Linked DNA regions of Homo sapiens: region 2 is linked to region 1. Evidence: read pairs that join two places in POLR2A ChIA-PET (ENCODE). Cell type or tissue: PC-9. All regions are shown on one strand. Each heading gives the region's core, and the rest is flanking DNA. Links, peaks and the distances in the headings are about the cores only.

Region 1 (9,360 bases), core at 2,956-7,955:
GAGAGAGAGAGGAGGGAGAGAGAGAAAGAGAGCGAGAGAGAGAGCGAGAGAGAGCGCGCGCGCGTGCGCGTGCATGTGTATCTTTACAAGTGAGTCGAAATTGAAAAACTGATTCTAAAATACTATGAAAATATCCTTTAGGAGGACAAGGTGGGCAGATCACTTGAGGTCAGGAATTTGAGACCCGCCTGACCAACACGGCAAAAACCCAACTTGACTAAAAATACAAAAATTAGCTGGGCCTGATGGCGGACGCCTGTAATCCCAGCTACTCGGGAGGCTGAAGCAGGAGAATCACTTGAATCCGGGAGGTGGAGGTTGTAGTGAGCCAAGATCATGCCACTGCGCTCCAGCCTGGGCAACAGAGGGAAACTCCATCTCAAAAATAAATAAATACATACATACATACATACATACATACATACATACATACATTCATACATAAAATAAAATACTATGAAAATATCAGGGGAGGAGAGATGGGAGAGGGGGAGAAAAAGGAAGTCAGAGTATATACACTACCAGGTATCAAGATTCCTTATAAACTAGAATAAGACAGACCAACAGAACAAAAGAAGAGTCTAGAAACACACTCATATTTACATTGACATATGAAGTACATGTGAAAACATGATCTTAGAAAAAATTCCCAGTAGAAATATTTCATTCAACACTTTATTTTCTGAGCTATTATATCAATCACAACAGCACAATCAATCACATCAATCACAACTTAACAAATATTGTTTAACAAGTAACAAGTAACAATACTTGTTAAATTCTCTCACAATTGTGTTCAACAGCTTCCAAAATAATTAGCAGACCTTCTATCAAATCTTAATCTCTTACCTCCCCAAAAGCTCCTCGACCAATCACCTTTAATATTTCAAAGTCTTCTCTATGTAATCGCATTTGTTTCACTTTAGAAGTAAATGGTTTAGCTGAAATGAAAGAGCAATATCAATTATTTTCTTAATAAAATGTGATGCAAATTAGATATAAATAATGGTGTTTCTTAGTTACACAAAAATTCAAATTATGATTTAAGAATTGTCAAAATATTTAAAAATCCCAAACTATATGAGAATAAACAGATTTAATTTCCCTAAGAAAACAATATATTTTCTTTTATTTCTTACATATGAATTACATTTTTGGTGAGAAATGTATGTTTAAACTCCAAATAACATATAAAAGAATGCAAAGCAAGGGGGATGTAAAAATGAGACCAGTTTTAACATTCTATCAGCATTAAATATATATTTTAACACAAAGATATAAAAAATAAAAGCAGATTTCATGGCACCAGAGAGCTCTTCAGCAATTCCCACCAAGTAAACTCATGTTTCTTTCACGCTCATTCATTTGTTCCTTTAAAATGCGTTAGCAAACGTCTACAGTATACAAAGCATGGTGGCAATGACTGGAGTTTTTAAAAATTTGATTATGATATGATACTTTCCTTCAAGAAACTCTTAGTCTTCATTCAAGAAAGACAAGTATGCATATATGCAGACACAAAATTTAATAATGTGATAAAGTTTTAAGTGCTTCAGAATTAGTGAGAATAGAACACTAATTATGTGGATACTAATGCTTCACACAAAGGAGATAACAGATAAATTGAACCTTGAGGACTAAATAGAATCTTGCTGCTTTGCCTGGGTTTGACAATGTAGATATTCCAGGCAAGAGGGAACAATATAAGCAAATGAAGAGAGGCGAGGAAGTGAATTTGGGGTGTTAATGGTAAATAATCCATGGTAAAGAATTGTGAGAAGAAATGCAAAGAAATAAGAGCTAGAAAATGGAAAAGGCTTTGAATTTCATTAAAGGAATTTAGATGTAATCTTATTAATAATTTTAACTGGTAAATTAAAAATGTTTAATGATTAGAGCAATTACATATTCTGCTGCCTCTAAGAGAAGTTTAAACGTGTCTCCTTTCCTCTCCTCAGGTCCCTCTTTATTCTAACACAAAAAGGAACTGATATGATTAAAGGATCATAATACATGGGTGTAGCTGTCTTCTCTCTTCCTTCCATGGAGCCAGAGTGTGATAAGATCAAAGATACATATTTGAGCATTAGGGGAGTGAAACAGATAGGTCATACAGTTTGCTCTGATCTAAAAGTATGCATTTAGCTCTAACTAGCTTCGAAAACGGGTATTCCACACTGCTTAGTCAAGTCCACTAGGGATTTCTGTATTTGTGTTTTGTAAGGAAAGGAAAGAGAGAGAGGATTTCTATCTGGAATTGACACAACAGAGAAGAGAAAGAGAAAAAAATTAGCTGAACGTGGTGGCATATGCCTGTAGTCCTTAGCTACACAGGAGGCTAAGGCAGGAGGATAACTTGAGCCCAGGTATTCGAGGCTGCAATGAGTCATGATCATACCACTGCACTCCTGCCTGGGCAAAACAGCAAGATCCTGTCTCTTAAAAAGCAGTAATAAAAGAATTAATAATAATAAAATTCCATTTGCAACAGCATCCAAAAGAATAAAGTACTTAAAGATAAATTTAACCAATGAGGTGAAAGACTTGTACATTGGAAACTACAGAATATTGCTGATAAAAATTAAAGAAGACTTAAATAAATGAAAAGACATCCAGTATTCTAGATTGGAAGAAGACTTAATATTGTTAATATGACAATGTTACCCAAAGCAATCCACAGATTCAAAGCAATCCCTATCAAAATTACAATGGCATTACAGAAATAGAAAAACTCATCCTAAAATTCATATGGAGAGAGAGAAAAGACAACCCATAGAATGGGAAAAGTATTTGCAAATCATGTATCTACTAAGGAATTAATACCAGAATATACAAAGAACTCCTACAAGTCAACAACAAAAAACCCCAATTCAAAAATGGGCAAAAGTTTTAATAAACATTTCTCCAAAGAAGATAAATAAAAATGAAAAAAGAATGAGTTCATGTCCTTTGCAGGGACATGGATGAAGCTGGAAACCATCATTCTCAACAAACTAACACAGGAACAGAAAACCAAATACCACATGTTCTCACTCATAAGTGGGAGATGAACAATGAGAACATACATGGACACAGGGAGGGGCACATCACACACTGGGGCCTGTTGGGGTGGGGGCCAAGAGGAGGGAAAGCATTAGATAAATAACTAATGCACGCGGGGCTTAAAACACAGATGACAGGTTGATAGGTGTAGCAAACCACCATGGCACATGTATACCTATGTAACAAACCTGCATGTTCTGCACATGTATCCCAGAACTTAAAAGTAAAATAATATATATATGAAGATATATAAAAATGGCCAAAACACATATGAAAAGATACTCAACATCACTAATCATTAAGGAAATGAAAACCAAAACCACAATGAGATACCACTTCACAACCTCTACAATAGCTGAATTTTTTAAATTAATTAAATAAAACAGAAAATAACAAGTGATGAAGAGGATGTGGAGAAACTGGAACCCTCATTCATTGCTAGAGGGGATATAAAATGTTACTGCTGCTTTGTAAAACAGTTGGGTAGTTCCTCAAAAAGCTAAACATAGATTTACCAACATATCCCAGCAATTCCATTCCTATGTACCCAAGAGAATCAAAAGAAGAGATTCAAACAGATATCTGTACAATGATGTTCATGACAGCATTATTCGCAGTAGCCAAAAGGTGGAAATTATCCAAATGTCCATCAAGAGATGAACAGATAAACAAAATGTGATATATATATACAGACACACACACACACACACACACACACACACACACACACACACCAGTATGTTAAGCAGCTTTAAAATGAAGTTAAGGTCTGATACGTGCTATAATGTGGATAAATCTTGAAAACATGCTAAGTAAAGTAAGACAGGCATTAAAAGGCAAATATATTATGTCACTTAAATGAAATATCTAGAATAGGCAAATTCATAGAGACAGAAAGTAGATTAAAGGTTACTAAGGGCTGGGGGACAGGAGAATGAAAACTTATGGCTTAATGGTTACAGAATTTCTCTTTGGATAATGAAAAAGTTTTAGAGACAGCTATGTGATGGTTGTTACATAATATTATAAATATAATTTAATGCCACTGAATTGTACATGTAAAAGTGGTCAAAATGGCAAATTTTGTTATATGTATTTTACCACAATTTTTAAAAATTAGTAAGATATCAAAACCACTGAATTGTATACTTCAAACAGGTGAATTGTTTGGTATGTCAATCATGTCAGTAAAGCTGTTTTAAAACAAAATAGGAAGATGCTGGGCACAGTGGCCTGTAATCCCAGCACTGTAGGAAGCCAAGGCGGGTGAATCACCTGAGGTCAGGAGTTCAAGACCAGCCTGGTCAACATGGTGAAACCCTGTCTCTACCAAAAATACAAAAATTAAATGGGCATGGTAGTAAATGGGCGCCTGTAATCCCAGCTACTTGGGAGGCTGAGGCAGGAGAATCACTAGAACCCAGGAGGCGGAGGTTGCAGTGAGCCAAGATTATGCCACTGCACTCCAGCCTGGGCGATTGAGTGAGACTCTGTCTCAAAAAAAAAAGGAAGAAAACTTTTTTAAAAATCACACGCAAGTTTGACAAGGTGGGTGAAACCTTTTTTAAAAAAAATTACACACAAGTTTGACAAGGTGGGAGATACATACAGACCTACTAGAACTAAAAATGGGGCCGGGTGTGGTGGTTCACGCCTGTATCCCAATACTTTGGGAGGCCAAAGCAGACGGATTGCTTGAGTCTAAGAGTTCAAGACCAGCGTGGGCAACGTGGCAAAACTCTGTCTCTACAAAAATACAAATATAAAAATCGGCCAGACACGGTGGCTTGTGCCTGCAGTCCCAGCTACTCAGGAGACTGAAGTGGGAGGGCCACTTTAGCCCAGGAGATGAAGGCTGCAGTAAGCTTAGAGGGCGCCACTACACTCCAGCCTGGGCAACAGGGTGAAACCCTGTCCGGGAAAAAAAAAAAAAAAAAAGAACTGAAAATGGGAGCCTGACTATCCCCCCAAATAATTGTAACACCAGTCTTCTATACTTAAAAGCAGTTTTGATTTCTACTATATCACAAAATCACAAAACAAAGGCATCCTTAAACCGAAACCTAGCTCCCCCACCCAGACTAAATCAGAAATTCAGAAAAAGTGTGCTGCAGAGCTGACACTTCAGGTAAATTATACCTATTGACTATTCTAATTTGGGGTAAATATGAACACAGAACAATAAATATTAACAATATTAAGTGTCTATACAGGGGTATACAGTTATCTTGTCATATGATGATACCCTAAGTAGTATAAAGAAAATGAATCAAAACAAAGCTAAGGGTTATACAAATCATTACTGAGCACTCCATTCATAATGTCTGGGATAATTTAAAAGATGCCTTAACAAGTTATAGCTGAGAGTTCAGAAATTCAATGATAGAACCAAAAGAATCATGTATCAATTACTTGAATATTTCTTATTTCTATGCTGCATTTGAAAAAAAACTGATTATACGTTCAACTTATTCCTGAAAAAAGTTCATTAGCAATATTTAACAAAAGTGCTTTTATACAAAGATATGTTCTTAAAAATTATATCCACCAAAAAGTTCATTTCAAGCACACTCTATGATTAAAATAATTTTGAATATAAAAGACAAATTGCAAAAGACTTTATATTCATTACAACAATTGAAAAAGATATAATAATCACTACGCTACTGCCCTTGACAAAAATCAAGGGCATATAAGGGACTAATCAGATCTGTTGCGCTGGTAGATAAATGACATGCTATTCTGAATAGATGCTATTAGTGATATTTCACAAAGTACTACATCATCTAATGATAACAATACCTTGACTTTCTTCAGTGCTGTATACTTAAATGACTTCACTTGTGGCACACACTTTCTGAGGTATCTGCCACGCCGCCTCCCTCCCTTTTTCTGAAAATCTCCCCCTCAGTTCTCAGGGGTGGGCCAAGTGCATATTGTGAGGCCCCATTTAACTGGCCAGTGTTAACTGAACCAATATGGAAATCTGACCTAAGCTGGGGGACAAGTAATTTCAAACCTAACTCAGAGTCAGTCTCTGCAGATGATTACAAGAATTAACATACAAACTCAGCAAGTGTTGAGGCAAACATCCTACTATGACTCTAAAAGCAAAAGAGAAAATCAGTTCCACATAATGAAAGAGAAAAACAAAGCAGATGCATAGAGAAAGGCAAAGACAATGAGAAAAGGAAGTGTTCCGATAGCTTCCTTATTCCCGGTGTTCTGGCGATTCCTGACATTTGATTGCATCCCCGCCTTGTATTTCCCGAACAAGCCTGAATCTTACACTAAATACTTGGTTTTTAGCTCACAACTAGACACGGTTAGCTTCCAAACTAATACGTAATTTAGTTATCATAAAATCCATAAGGTACATATTATTAACCCTCATTAATATTATAAGGCCTAAACATAGTATGTGACTTGCTGGCCTAAACTTGACTAGTAAGTCACAGTACTACTATGACACTGCTAGCTCAGAGAAGGACACACCAACTTAGAAGTAATAGCTTAGAAGTAATAGTTTTATGTAAATTATGACAACTTGTCCAAACTTCAAGAATGTGATATAAAAATAAACAAAACAGAATCCTTTAATCATTGTCTTAATGTACTCTAGTTTTAAAAGTACTTCTTGGCAAAACAAAAACAAAAACAAAAAAAATTGATTTGGTACTAAGGACAAACTTTCTGTGTGATAATAATAATCTTAGCAGGCATTATTTTATTGGGAGCCATCTAAGCCAAGTACCATACTAAGAACTTCCCATTTTACAGAAAAAAAAAAAAAAGGTTTAGAAAGATAATATAAATTCCTGAATATTAAATACCTAGTAAGTGGCAAAGACAGGATTAAAACTCAGATCTATCAGGCTCCAAAAGCCTTTCCAACATAACAAGTTGCCTCTTTATTCCCAAAAGGTTTGAAATAAATACAGATGCTGAAATTAAGAGATTCAAAAGTGAAATAATTCTAAGTTAAATAAAAAAGATCTCTGAAACTGAAAAGAACAAAGTATGTTTCTATGTGAGTTCCTAAAACACTGCCTGGGGTTCATTGTTTACTGTTTAATGAACAGATAAATGAATAATTCTAGAAGAAAAAGAACTCAAAGTTCCAATACAAAATGCCTGGTATACCTTGCAAGGTACATCTTTCTCCCTACTCTGTGTAGCCCAAGATCCAACAACAGAGTCTCCTTCAATTCTCCCATCCAACCTCCTTCCTCCCTACAACTACTGGCCAGGTGGTAGGAACATAGATTGCAAGCCACTAGTGATAGCTACCATGGTGTCAGAAAGAAAGTGTCCAATAGAAAGAGAGAGTGGAAAGGCAGAGGCATAAGTGAGAAGAAAAGATGAGAAATGAAGACAGAGTCTGAAGGAGTAAGATAAGGCCTGGAAGAGAACAGAGAGTGCTGGAGCAAGAAATTTTAACCTTCCCTTCACCCATTATTTTCCTTCTTCTCTTTCGTCTCGAATTTCTCCAGTGGGTTTCCATTCTACCATTCTTCTTCTCCCTTATCTGCAATGGAATAACATAAGAATCTGGAACCAACAGTAGGGCAGGAAAAGAGAATAATCCATGCAAAAGGGAGACTAGAAGAGAATAGGGAAGAATGAGAAAAGAGTAGTTAATAAAGCCATGTTAAAACTGTTATCAATTATGCCAGGCTCTGTGTCTAAATTCTGTAATACTGTGACTATACATTAATGAGTTAAAATATACAAAGAACAAAGTTACAGGTGGTATATTTGAGACTTTTTACAATCACAGACACATGAAGGTTAAAAACAGTATTATTCACCTTTAAGCACCAGTATCTTTCATATTAAAATTTTTTAACAGAATAATTGAGTTTTTCTTTTTTTTTGAGACAGAGTCTCGCTCTGTTGCCCAGGCTGGAGTGCAGTGGTGTGATCTCACCTCACTGCAACCTCCACCTCCAGGATTCAAGCAATTCTCATGCCTCAGCCTCTTAAGTAGCTGTAATTACAGGTGCGTGCCACCATGCCCAGCTAATTTTTGTATTTTTAGTAGAGACGGGGTTTCACCATGTTGGCCAGGCTGGTCTTGAACTCCTGACTTCAGGTGATCTGCCTGCCTTGGCCTCCCAAAATGCTGGGGTTACAGGCCTGAGCCACTGCACCTAGCCTGAGTTATTATTAAACAAAGTTTCAAAATAGTCCTTGTGCATATATGGGCTTGACAACACAGTAAGCAGTAACACAGACCCACACATACACAAATACACATAGAAATGCTAAATAAAACAAACAACCATGAGAGATTTTAAATATACAATCAAACTAATGAAGGAGAAGAAAGGAAGAGAAATCCCCAAGAATTAGAAATAAAGAAAAATAATCAAAACTTTAAACACAGGAATAGATGCTGCAAAAGCAAAAGTCCTGGACACAGGCCCTAACAGGTGCCTGTTAGGGATCATTCGATCCACAACGAATGAAGGTATTGCTGGTGGCTTAACAGAGGTAGAGGACTGGAATGATTACCTCTCATTAAAACCAGGACCCTTTCCCCATGTCAGGGAATAATAAAAATTCTGATTCTTGTCCAGTGAAGCAACCTAGGGTGTTGGTGGGGGGCAGCATAAGAGGAAAACATGAGGGTTTGGAGTCTGAATCCATACTGCCCATGTGGTAAAGAAATCCTCTGCCAAGAAATTAATATTAAATCTAGTTCCTATCCCACAGAAGCAAAAGCATTCAGAGGGAAAGGAACTCATCCCAGAAAAATCTACCTCAGTCAAAAGTGAGCTCACAATTGAAAAAAAATTAAACTAAATGAGGAAATAGAACACCAAAATGGGGAAAGTTGGCAATCAAAACAAATGGGAAGATTAGTACCCTCAAGAACTCAAGAGAATAATACAATCTGAAAAATACCATGAAGTGGGTAACAATGATTCAAGAGATAGAAGAAATACAAATAATGAAAGAACAGAGATTTGAAAATTAACCAAGTAAAACAAGAAATGAAAAATACTGCCACTGAAATGTAATGATATATTAACATGTGCATATAGGACAAAATAATGAATTTTTAAGTCACTGATTTACTTCTCTATGCTGTTTAAAGTACTCAAACTTAAAAAAAAAATACTCTGAAGCAATAATTGAAAAACAGGGGAAAGTACAGAGAGAGAATCATACACTCCTCCAAGAATAGTTTAAGGCTATGAATTCCTCCCAAGAAAAAGCACATTTACCTCCAATTTTATATATCATGTAAAATGTTGCTAGATGCCTCATAAACTTTGACTAAGAAATAATGTTCTAAAGGATACTAAGAAT
Region 2 (10,660 bases), core at 3,074-8,073, 130 kb after region 1:
GGAATTGATATGCAATTATAACAAGATTGCAGGGTACAAGCTTAATAAACAAGTCAATTTTTTTCCTCTATACCAGCAAATAAGTGGAATTTGAAAATAAAAACACAATACTACTTACATTAGCACCCAAAAAATGCAACAATTAGTATAAATCTAATGGAACATATACAAGATCTATATGAGGAAAACTACAAAACTCTGTTGAAAGAAATCAAAGAATTAAATAAATGGAGAGATAGTCCGCATTAACGGAGAGGAAGACTCAATGTTGTCAAGATGTCAGTTTTTCCTAACTTGATCTATAAATTCAATGCAATCCTAATTTGTCATTGACAAAGTAGCAAAGGCAATGCAATGGAAAAAAAAATAATGTTTTCAACAAATGGTGCTGGAATAACTGGACATCGACAGGCAAAAAAATGTATTTAGACAAAGACCTTACACCCTACACAAAAATTAACTCAAAAACGGATCTAAATATAAAACACAAAACTATAAATTTCTAGAAGATAACATATGAGAAAATCTGATGACTTTGGGTTTGGAAATGACTTTTTAGATAAAATATCAAAGGCATAATCCATGAAAGAAAGAACCAATAAGCTGGACTTCACTAATATTAAAAATTTTGAAACATACTGTCAAGAGAAGGAAAAGCTAAGCCACAGATGGGGAGAAAACATTTGCAAAATAAGTATCTGATAAAAGGCTGTAATCCAAAATATAAAAATAACTCTTAAAAAGCAACAATAAAAAAAAAACAATTTAAAACTGGGCCAAAGATCTTAACAAACACCCCACAAAAGAAGATACAGAGACGGCAAATAAGCACATGAAAATCTCAGCATCATACCTCATCAGGAAATGCAAATTAAAACAAGACACCACTGCACATCTATTAGAATGGCCAAAACCCAGAACACTAACCCCACCAAATACTGATGAGGATGTGGAGCAACAGAAACGCTCACTCTTTGCTGGTAGGAATGCAAAATGGTTCAGCTACTTTGGAAGACAGTTTCGCAGTTTCTTGCAAAACTCAACATACTTGGCCGGGCGTGGTGGCTCATGCCTGTAATCCCAGCACTTGGGGAGGCCGAGGTGGGCAGATCACGAGGTCAGGAGATCGAGACCAGCCTGGCCAATATGGTGAAACTCCGTCTCCACTAAAAATACAAAAATTAGCCAGGCATGTTGGCACACGCCTGTAGTCCCAGCTACTCGGGAGGCTGAGGCAGAGAATCGCTTGAACCCAGGAGGTGGAGGTTGCAGTGACCTGAGATCAGGCCACTGCACTCCAGCCTGGGTGACAAAGCCAGGCTCCATCTCAAAAAACAAAAAAACAACAAAAAAAACCCTCAACATACTCTTAACATACAATCCAGCATTCACACTCCTTGGTATTTACCCAAGTGAGTTAAAAAAAAAAAATGTCCACACAAAACCTGCACGCAGGTGTTGATTTATTCATAGTTGCCAAAATTCAGAAGCAACTAAGATGTCCTTCAGTAGGTGAATGGATAAATAAACTGGTACATCCAGACAATGGGGTATTATTCAGCACTAGAAGGAAATGAGCTAACAAACCATGAAAAGACATGGAGGGAAGTTAAGTGCATGTTACTAAGTGAAAGAAGCCAATCTGAAAGGCTATATGCTGTCTAATTCCAACTGTGTGACATTTTGGAAAAGGCAAAATTATGGAGACAGTAAAAAGATCATTGGTGGCTAGGGGTTGGTGGGGAGGGAGGGGTAAGTAAATAGAAAACGGAAGATTTTTAGAGCAGTGGAATACTTTATATGACACTATAATGGCAGATACATGTCATTGTATCTTTGTCCAATCACATAGAATGTAGGACACCAAGAGTGAACCCTAATGTAAATGCAGGACTTTGGGTGAGAATGATGTGTCAGTGTAGGTTGATCAGTTGTAACAAATGCACCACTACAATGGAAGGTGTGGAAATGCACTGGGAGAAGCTATGCATATGTAGGGGCAGGTTTATATGGGAAATCTCTGTACCTTCCACTCAATTTTGCTGTGCTAAAACTGCTCTAAAAAATAAAGTTTATTTTTTAAAACATACAAGGCATACACTGAGAGAAAATATTTTCAAATCACATATCCAACAAAGGACATATATCCATTTTCTAAAAAAAAAAAACAAAAACAAAAACAAAAAACAAAAAACACCTTTCTAAACTCTACAATTAGAAAAATATCAAATTAGAAAATAGTGGTCAGGCACAGTGGCTCTTGCCCATAATCTCAGTACTTTGGGAGGCCAAGGTGGGAGGCTCATTTGAGCCCAGGAGTTTGAGACTAGCCTAGATAATATAGTGAGACCTCACAAAAAATTAAAAGATTAGCTGAACATGATGACACATGCCTGTGGTCCCAGCTACTTGGGAGGCTGAGGTAGGAGGATCACTTGAGCCTGGGAAGTGCAGGCTGCACTGAGCTGAGATCGTGCCACTGCACTCCAGCCTGGGTGACAGACTGAGACCCTATCTCAAAAAAAAAAAAAAAAAAAAAAAAAAAAAAAAATATATATATATATATATATATATATATATATATATGTATATAAAGACTTGGATATTTCACTAAAGAAGGTATATGAATAGCTAAAAAAGCATATGAGAAGATGTTTGACATCATTAGTCATTAGAGAATTGCAAATTAAAAGCACTATCTCCTACACATCTTGTAGAAGAGCTAAAATACAAAACAATGATAATATGAATGCTGGTGAGATTGTGGAGAAACTGGATCTCTCATACATTGTTGATGGGAATATAAAATGGTACAACTACTTTGGAAAACAGTTTGGGAATTTTTTATAAAGTTAAACATATACCTTAAAACCTTGATACCAGGCCAGGTGTGATGGTCACGCCTGTAATCCCAGCACTTCAGGAGGCTGAAGAAGGCAGATCACTTGAGGCCAGGAGTTTGAGAGCAGCCTGGCCAACAAGGCAAAACCCTGTCTCTACTAAAAACACAAAAATGTGTTGGGTGTGATGGTGCGTGCCTGTAATCCCAGCTACTCAGGAGGCTGAGGCACAAGAATCACCTGCGCCCGGTAGATGGAAGGTTGCAGTGAGCAAGGTTGTGCCACTGCACTCCAGCGTGGGCGATGAAGCAAGAACCTGTCTCAAAAAAACAAAAACAAAAACAAAAAACCTTGATACTACTCTTGAGTATTTACCCTAAAAGAAATGAAAATTTATGTTCACTGAAAAACCTGTATATGAATGTTTACAGTAGTTCTATTTGTAATCATCAAACACTGGATAGTCCATTCTCACACTGCTATAAAGAACCACCTGAGACTGGGTAACTTATCAAGAAAAAAGGTTTACTTGGCTCACAGTTCTGTACAGGTAGCATGGCTGCAGGGGCTTCAAGAAACTTTCAATCATGACAGAAAGGGAAGGGGAAGCAACCACGTCCTATGTGGCTGGAGCGGGAGGAAGAGAGGGAAGGAGGAGGTGTCACACACTTTTAAACAACCAGATCTCGTGAGAACTCACTCACTATCACGAGAACAGCAAGGGGGAAATCTGCCCCCTGATCCAATCACCACCTACGAGGCCCCTTCTCCAACACTGGGGATTACTTTTGACATGAAATTTGGGCAGGAGCACAAATCCAAACCATATCACAACCTAAACATCCTTCACTGGGAAAAGGGATATACAAACTGTGGTACATCCATACCATGGAATACTGCTTAGTAAGAAAAGGGAAAGGACAATTGAAAGGCACTCCAACAGGAATGCATCTCAAATGCATCATGATAAGTGAAAGAACCAGAAAGACTCATATCATTAGATTCTGTTTATATAACATTCTGGAAAAGGCAGAACTATAGCAATAGAAAATAAATCAGTGGGCCAGGCGCAGTGGCTCACGCCTGCACTTTGGGAGGCCGAGGCAGGCGGATCACTTGAGGCCAGGAGTTTGAGACCAGCCTGGCCAACATGGCAAAACCCCGTCTGTACTAAGAATACGAAAATTAGCCGGGTGTGGTGGTGGGCTACTGTAATCCCAGCTACTCAGAAGGCTGAGGGAGGAGAATCACTTGAACCCGGGAGGCAGAGGTTGCAGTGAGCCGAGATCGCACCACTGCACTCCAGCCTGGGTGACAGAGCAAGACACCATCTCAAAAAAAAAAAAAAAATCACCATATTCATGTCGCCTATGTTATTTCTACACTGGGCAGCGTTGGTACAGACTACTAAGTGCATTTTCTTCATTAGTCCTGAAATAAATGGAGATGAGACAGAAGTTATTTCCTCCATTTTATTCAGGACTTAATCTAGGTGTACCTAGTCAAAGGCAAGTGCCTGTAAGCAGAACCTTTACCTTTGAACAACCTATTTTGTGAGTGTTAAGTTGCAGTTCAAAACAGGGTGAAAAGCCTCGAAAATGTGAACCACTGTGGACTACAAAGAATGCCAGATTTGATCGGTCCTATAAAAGTGATTTATTATACATATGTATGTGTGCATATGATTCATAAGCATTTTCAGCCTGTTGAAAACGAAAACACATTTTAAACATATGAAAATCAGCAGAAATAAAAATGGATCGGGAAATAACATACTAGATTTGTGGCTTTATGTAAATAAAAAAAGAGAAATTACTTAAACAAATCCATCCTGTGTAAATACAAAGTTAACAAGAAAAGCCAGCTCTAATTTACCCTATGTTTGCACTTCTAGAGTCACAAGCATTTTATTTTTTGTTTTGTCTTGGAATTTGTTCCCTTATATAATGCATGTCAAAATAGCTGGAAAAATATGATTAACTACTGCCAGCTGAAATTCTTGTCCCACAAAGACAACTCCCTCCTGGCTCCTAATTTTCTTTTCATATTTTGGGCACTGTGAGATAATGGTTGGAGCACAGGCAGGAAGGCAGTGTGGCTCTACAGGAGAGAGAATTCCAGGTTGGGCCTTCTAACTTTGCAGCTATCATTAATTTACTAAGTCCTCCTGGCAGAGCCTCTTAAAGACTGACTGTGGTCTCACACAGGGTGTGGTCAGCAGGAATTTTGCCATAGGCTAGGTTTCCACAGGAGCTCAATCTTGCTAAAGTGTAATTTGGGTGCTAAAGGAAGAAGGAAAAGTAAACCAAAATACTTTCCATAGACCTAGGCATGACACTAACACCTTTGCTTTTATTACCTCATCCACAAAAGCAGGATGGCATTATATACATTCAAGAGCCTACCTTGAGAAGGTTTTAAACAAATATGCGACACATTCTTATCCTACTTCCACCAAATGTGCTGTTTTAGGTACCTAACAACTCCTCAATTTCCCAGTAAGTTATCTACGATGAGGTTCATAAACATGATCAGAAAGTTTCTTTGGTAGGCTAGGTGTGGTGGCTCAGACCTGTAATCCCAGAACTTTGGGAGACTGAGGTGGGAAGATTGCTTGAGCCCAGGAGTTTAAGATCAGCCTGGGCAACATAGGGAGACCCCATCTCTATTTAAAAAATAAAAATAACAATAATAAAAGTTTCTTTGATAGAAGACCCTCTTAGGAAGGAATACGTTCAAAATGGCTAACATAGTGTTGCCACCTGCGTACTCTGAAAAATTGTTTAAATTGAGTTCTTTAGATGACTAATACTAAATAATACGAACGGGCGTTTGTGAAACAATTATGGGAATAAGTGAAATAATTCTAAAAGTCCTTTAGTCTTTAGGGTGCTAAGTAAATCTTGAGATTTTGACAACCCCCTTCCCTATTTCTCAGATATTGTCCTTTCTTGCTCGTACTAGATTCCTTTTTTTTTTTTTTTTTTGAGACAGGGTCTCACTCTGTAAACCAGGCTGGAATGCAGTAGTGCTATCACAGCTCACGGCAGCCTCAACCTCCCGGGCTCAACCTCAGCCTCCCAAGCAGCAGGGATTACAGGCACACACCATAATGCCCAGCAAACTTTTAAAAAAATTTTGTAGAGACTGGGTCTCATTATGCTGCCCAGGCTGATCTAGAAATCCTGGCCTCAAGTGACCCGCCCACCTTGGCCTTCCAAAGTGCTGAGATTATAGGTGTGAGCCACTGCTCCCAGACCATTTTTCCACCTTAAATCAATCAATTGATTAATATTTATAGAACATTTACAATATAACTGGCAGTGGAATAGGCAACAGGGAGGATCCAGAAGATATGGAATGCATGGTCCTTACACTCAAGAAGTTTATAATCTATTTAGCAAAATCTAAGATTCAAAATAGCAGCAAACACCATACACCTAGGCATTAGACATTTATACCCTGGTGCTTTACCAACACAGTCAGATTCTGAGCAAGAAAGATGGGTGAAGATCAGAGTGCTTAGGAAAATCTTTAGGAATCTCATCTTTCTCCTGAGGAGAAAAGTGGGGAAAGAGGAATGTAAGGCATGGAATCTTGAAGGCTGGAGACTTGAGGACAAAAATGTCATTTCTCACTGAGCAGCAGGCCATCTAGAATTATGTAACCAAGTTGAATGGGACAAGACAAGTGAATTTATCAAAATGGGGTGCCTAAAACCATGCTGTACAATGTGGCAGCTGTTAGTCATATGTGGCTATTTAAATATAAATTAATTAAAGTTCAATAAAATTAAAATTTTACTTCTTCAGTCTCACTAGCCACATGTAGGTGGCCAATTGCCATATGTGGCTAGTGGTACCATATTGGATAGTGCAGATATAAAACGTTTCCATCATTACAGAAAGTTCTCTTGGACAATGAAGTTCTAGAACCACAGAAGTGTTGAGCAACAGGCAGAAAGGCATGGCTCAAAAGAATTCCCCAAGCCAACTGGCATGCTGGGGTTTCTGGCTTACACATGATTTCCATGACCACAAGTTGTGCAAAATGTGAAAGGGGTCTAATTAATTTAACAAATACACATTGAGCACCTACTAATACAAGAAGGCTAGGTGATATGAGAGACACAAAAGTAAAGCAGGTTCGAGTCTCAAAGAACTGGACATGAAGAGAGGAAATAAAGGCCTGTACATGAATAACAATAGTGCCAAATAAAAAGTGATAAGCAACCCTGTCTGTACTAAAAATACAAAATTAGCTGGGCGTGGTAGCACATGCCTGTAATCCCAGCTATTCAGGAGGCTGAGGCAGGAGAATCGCTTGAACCCGGGAAGCAGAGGTTGCAGGGAGCCGAGATCGCGCCATTGCACTTCAGCATGGGCAAAAAAACCGAAACTCCGTCTCAAAAATAAACAAACAAACAAACAAACAAACAAATAAATAAAGGGATAAGCATCCGAGGGGCTGCAATTCAAGCATGCAGGTGCTGAACGAAAGGACAGATTACTTCTGTTTGAAGGTTTCAAGAAGACTTCTTAGATAGGCATTATTTGAACTAAACCTTGAAGAAAGCAGTGGGGTGCGGTGGAAAGATCCCAGGGGACCAGGAGTCCAGAGATTATCTCTAGGCTCAGTTATGTCCTAATTAACTGTGTGATCTTAGGTAAGTCAGGCTCCAGGCCCCACTGTCTTTATCAATTGGGTAACAGAAGCAAAGAGGAACTAAATGTCCAGGCCGGGAGACCAATAAAAGCAAAAGCACAGGGATAGATTGATAAGTGTAGAGGAAATCAAATAGTCTACTTAATAATGAAGTGTAGCCATAGTACAGCTATCTTATAACTTGTACCTGGGCATTATATAATTCTTGAACAACCCCAAAAACGTGTATATAAAAATGAAAAGTCACCATCACAAAAAACAAAAGCTAGATTTTGGTAATGTCTTGATAGTTTAGATCAGATATGAGAAGCAAAGCAGATAGAATGGAAGTGATTGTATTTGCATTTAAATATGGTTGTGAAGTGGAGCTGGAGAATAACTACTATTTTGGTTCCCTTTGGGAAAAGGCTGTCATTCATGAAATTATGAGCAAGTGCCACACTTCAGGAAACAATAAATAAAATTACAGGACATTTCTGAGGGGGAAGAAAAGCAAGCTAGAATTTGAAGCTGAGAAATCACTATCGAACAGGTGGTTAAAAGGATAAAGCTGACATGAAAAGAGTAAAGCCAAGAACTTGGGAGTTAAAATGAAATGTAGATCGTATGTGGAATGTGGAGCCCCTTGTTAAAAAGCAGACAGAAAAATAGTGCATAAAATACCAGCTCAGCAGGTTTGTCGATCTTTATCTCTGGAGCGAACATGAATATACATAGAGAAATATTTGCATTTTGCAGCTGTACCAAAGCATCTGTCAGTAGCTCCATTATCATTTTCTTGTGTATATATTTTCATATCCACATAGAAACATTTGAGTAGGTAAAAATATATGCTCTGTGTGTTCAAATATACTAAAATATTTACTTAATGGTTAGCATTAAAAGTTCCTAGTAATTGTTTTTCTAACCCCACAGCTTCCTACTAGCTAAGGGCACATTTCTTAGTTCTTCCTTTTTTTCTCTAAAATCCTGAAAATAAGATCCAATATAGCCAGGTGCAGTGGCTCATGCCTGTAATCCCAGCACTTTGGGAGGGTGAGGCGGACGGATCACCTGAGGTCAGGGGTTTGAGACTAGCCTGGCCAACATGGTGAAACTCCATTTCTACTAAAACTGCAAAAATTAGCCAGGCGTGGCGGGTGCCTGTAATTCCAGCTACATGGGAGGCTGAGGCAGGAGAATCGCTTGAACCCGGGAGGCAGAGGTTGCAGTTAGCCGAGATCACGCCACCGCATTCCAGCTTGGGTGACAGAGTGAGACTCTGTCTCAAAAAAAAAAAAAAAAATCCAATATAGCTAAGAGAAGACACATAGCTATTATAAATAGAGATATGTGATCACCTACCCATCCAAGTTTTAAAAATAGTCTTAAGTGCTATTCCCTCGAAGATCTGTAGAATTTGCTTTAAAAATAAATATCGGTTGGGCATGATGGCTCACATCCGTAATCCCAGAACTTTGAGAGGCTGAGGTGGAAGGATGGCTTGAGGTCAGGAGTTCAAGACCAGCCTGGGCAACATAGTAAGACCCGCCCCCCCACCCCATCTCTCCAAAAACATTTTTAAAAAATTGACCAGGCATGCTAGTACATGCCTGTAGTTTCAGCTCCTTGGGAGACTGAGGCAGGCAGATTGCTTGAGCCTGGGATTTCGAGGCTTCAGTGAGTTATGATGGCACCACTGCACCCAGCCTGGGCAACAGAATGAGACTCCATCTCCAAAAATAATAAATAAATAAATAAATAAATAAATAAATAAGTATTCTTTTTTATAGTGCAATGATCTGTGATTTTATATATCTGTGGGTGCAATTGTATCTCTTTATGATTCCTAATATAGTTTATTTGTGCTCTTTTGTTTCTTTATCAGTCTTATTAAAGATTGGGTAATCAAACCGGATTTTTTTCTTAAAACTAACTTTCATTTGTATTTATTTACTCTATTTTATGACTTTGGTTTCTATTTCAGCCTTTTCTGCCCTTATTTTTACTGATGCCTCCTTCTGTTATGGGTCAAATTGTGCCCCCTGCCCAAAGATAGGTTTAAGTTTCAATCTCCAGTACTTCAGAATGTGACTTTATTTGGCAACGGGGTCATTGCAGATGCAATTAGCTAAGTTCAGATGAGGTCATAGTGGAGTAGGGTGGGCCTCTAATCCAACAAGACTGGTGTCCTTAAAAGAAGAGGGAAATATGGACACAGACATAGACACAGAGGAAGATGATGTGAAGACACACAGGGAAAACATCATGTAAAGACAGGCTTGGAGTGGTGCACCTACAAGGTGAGGAACATCTGAAGCTGCCAGAAGTTGTGAGAGAGGCATGGAGTAATTCCTTTCCTAGCACCTTCAGAGGGAGCACGGCCCTGCCTATACTGATAACGATGGTTCAACTTACAATTTTTCAACTATACAATGCTTTAAAAGCAATTCAGTAGAAACTATACTTCAAGTAACCATGCAACTATTCAATTTTTCACTTTCGGTACAGTATTCAATAAATTACACAAGATATTGAAAAATAGGCTTTGTATTAGATGGTTTTGTCCAATGGTAGGCTAATGTATGTGTTCTGAGCACATTTAATTTAGGCTAAGCTAAGCTGTGATGTTTGGTAAGTTAGGTGTATTCAATGCATTTTTTTTTTTTTTTTTTTGAGGTGGCGTTTCACTCCTGTCTCCCAGGCTGGAGTGCAATGGCACAATCTCGGCTCACTGCAACCTCCGCCTCCTGGGTTCACGCTATTCTCATGCCTCAGCCTCCTGAGTAGCTGGGACCACAGGCATGTGTCACCACACCCAGCTGATTTTTGTATTTTTAGTAGAGACGGAGTTTCAACATGTTGACCAGGCTGGTCTCTGGTCTTGAACTCCTGACCTCTGGTGATCTGCCCACTTCGTCTTCCCAAAGTGTTGGGATTACAGGTGTTAGCCACCACGCCTGGACGGATTTGGGGTTTTAAAAAATTCATTCTCACTTGGGAGGCCAAGGCGGGTGAATCACTTGAGGTCAGGAGTTTGAGACCAGCCTGACCAACATAGTGAAACCCTGTCTGTACTGAAAATACAGGTGTGGTGGCGTGTGCCTGTAATCTCAGCTACTTGGGAGGCTGAGGCAGAAGAATCGCTTGATCCTGATGGACTGGAGGTTGCAGTG

The links. Peaks named below come from ENCODE experiments on the same cell type or tissue, not always from the same donor. Only the 100,000 strongest peaks of a DNase experiment are listed, where the experiment ranks them.
Region 2: POLR2A ChIA-PET joins it to region 1 with 5 read pairs; 2 of 35 experiments call an interaction of 5 or more read pairs at or near these places.

The regions. Positions count from the first base shown.
Region 1 is chr1:227,253,215-227,262,574 of GRCh38, forward strand. It overlaps CDC42BPA (CDC42 binding protein kinase alpha), which reads right to left. Exons shown (of 37, transcript NM_001394014.1): 2 at 850-941. Among named protein-coding and RNA genes, the nearest start is that of CDC42BPA, 61 kb to the right of the region's middle. In PC-9, for the core only: no CTCF peak of the experiment used is centred there; no DNase peak of the experiment used is centred there.
Region 2 is chr1:227,383,918-227,394,577 of GRCh38, forward strand. It overlaps LINC01641 (long intergenic non-protein coding RNA 1641), which reads left to right and starts at 9,637. Exons shown (of 4, transcript NR_187381.1): 1 at 9,637-9,787. RefSeq lists an enhancer at 4,920-5,680. In PC-9, for the core only: no CTCF peak of the experiment used is centred there; a DNase peak (open chromatin) is centred at 5,094; H3K27ac peaks cover 835 bases.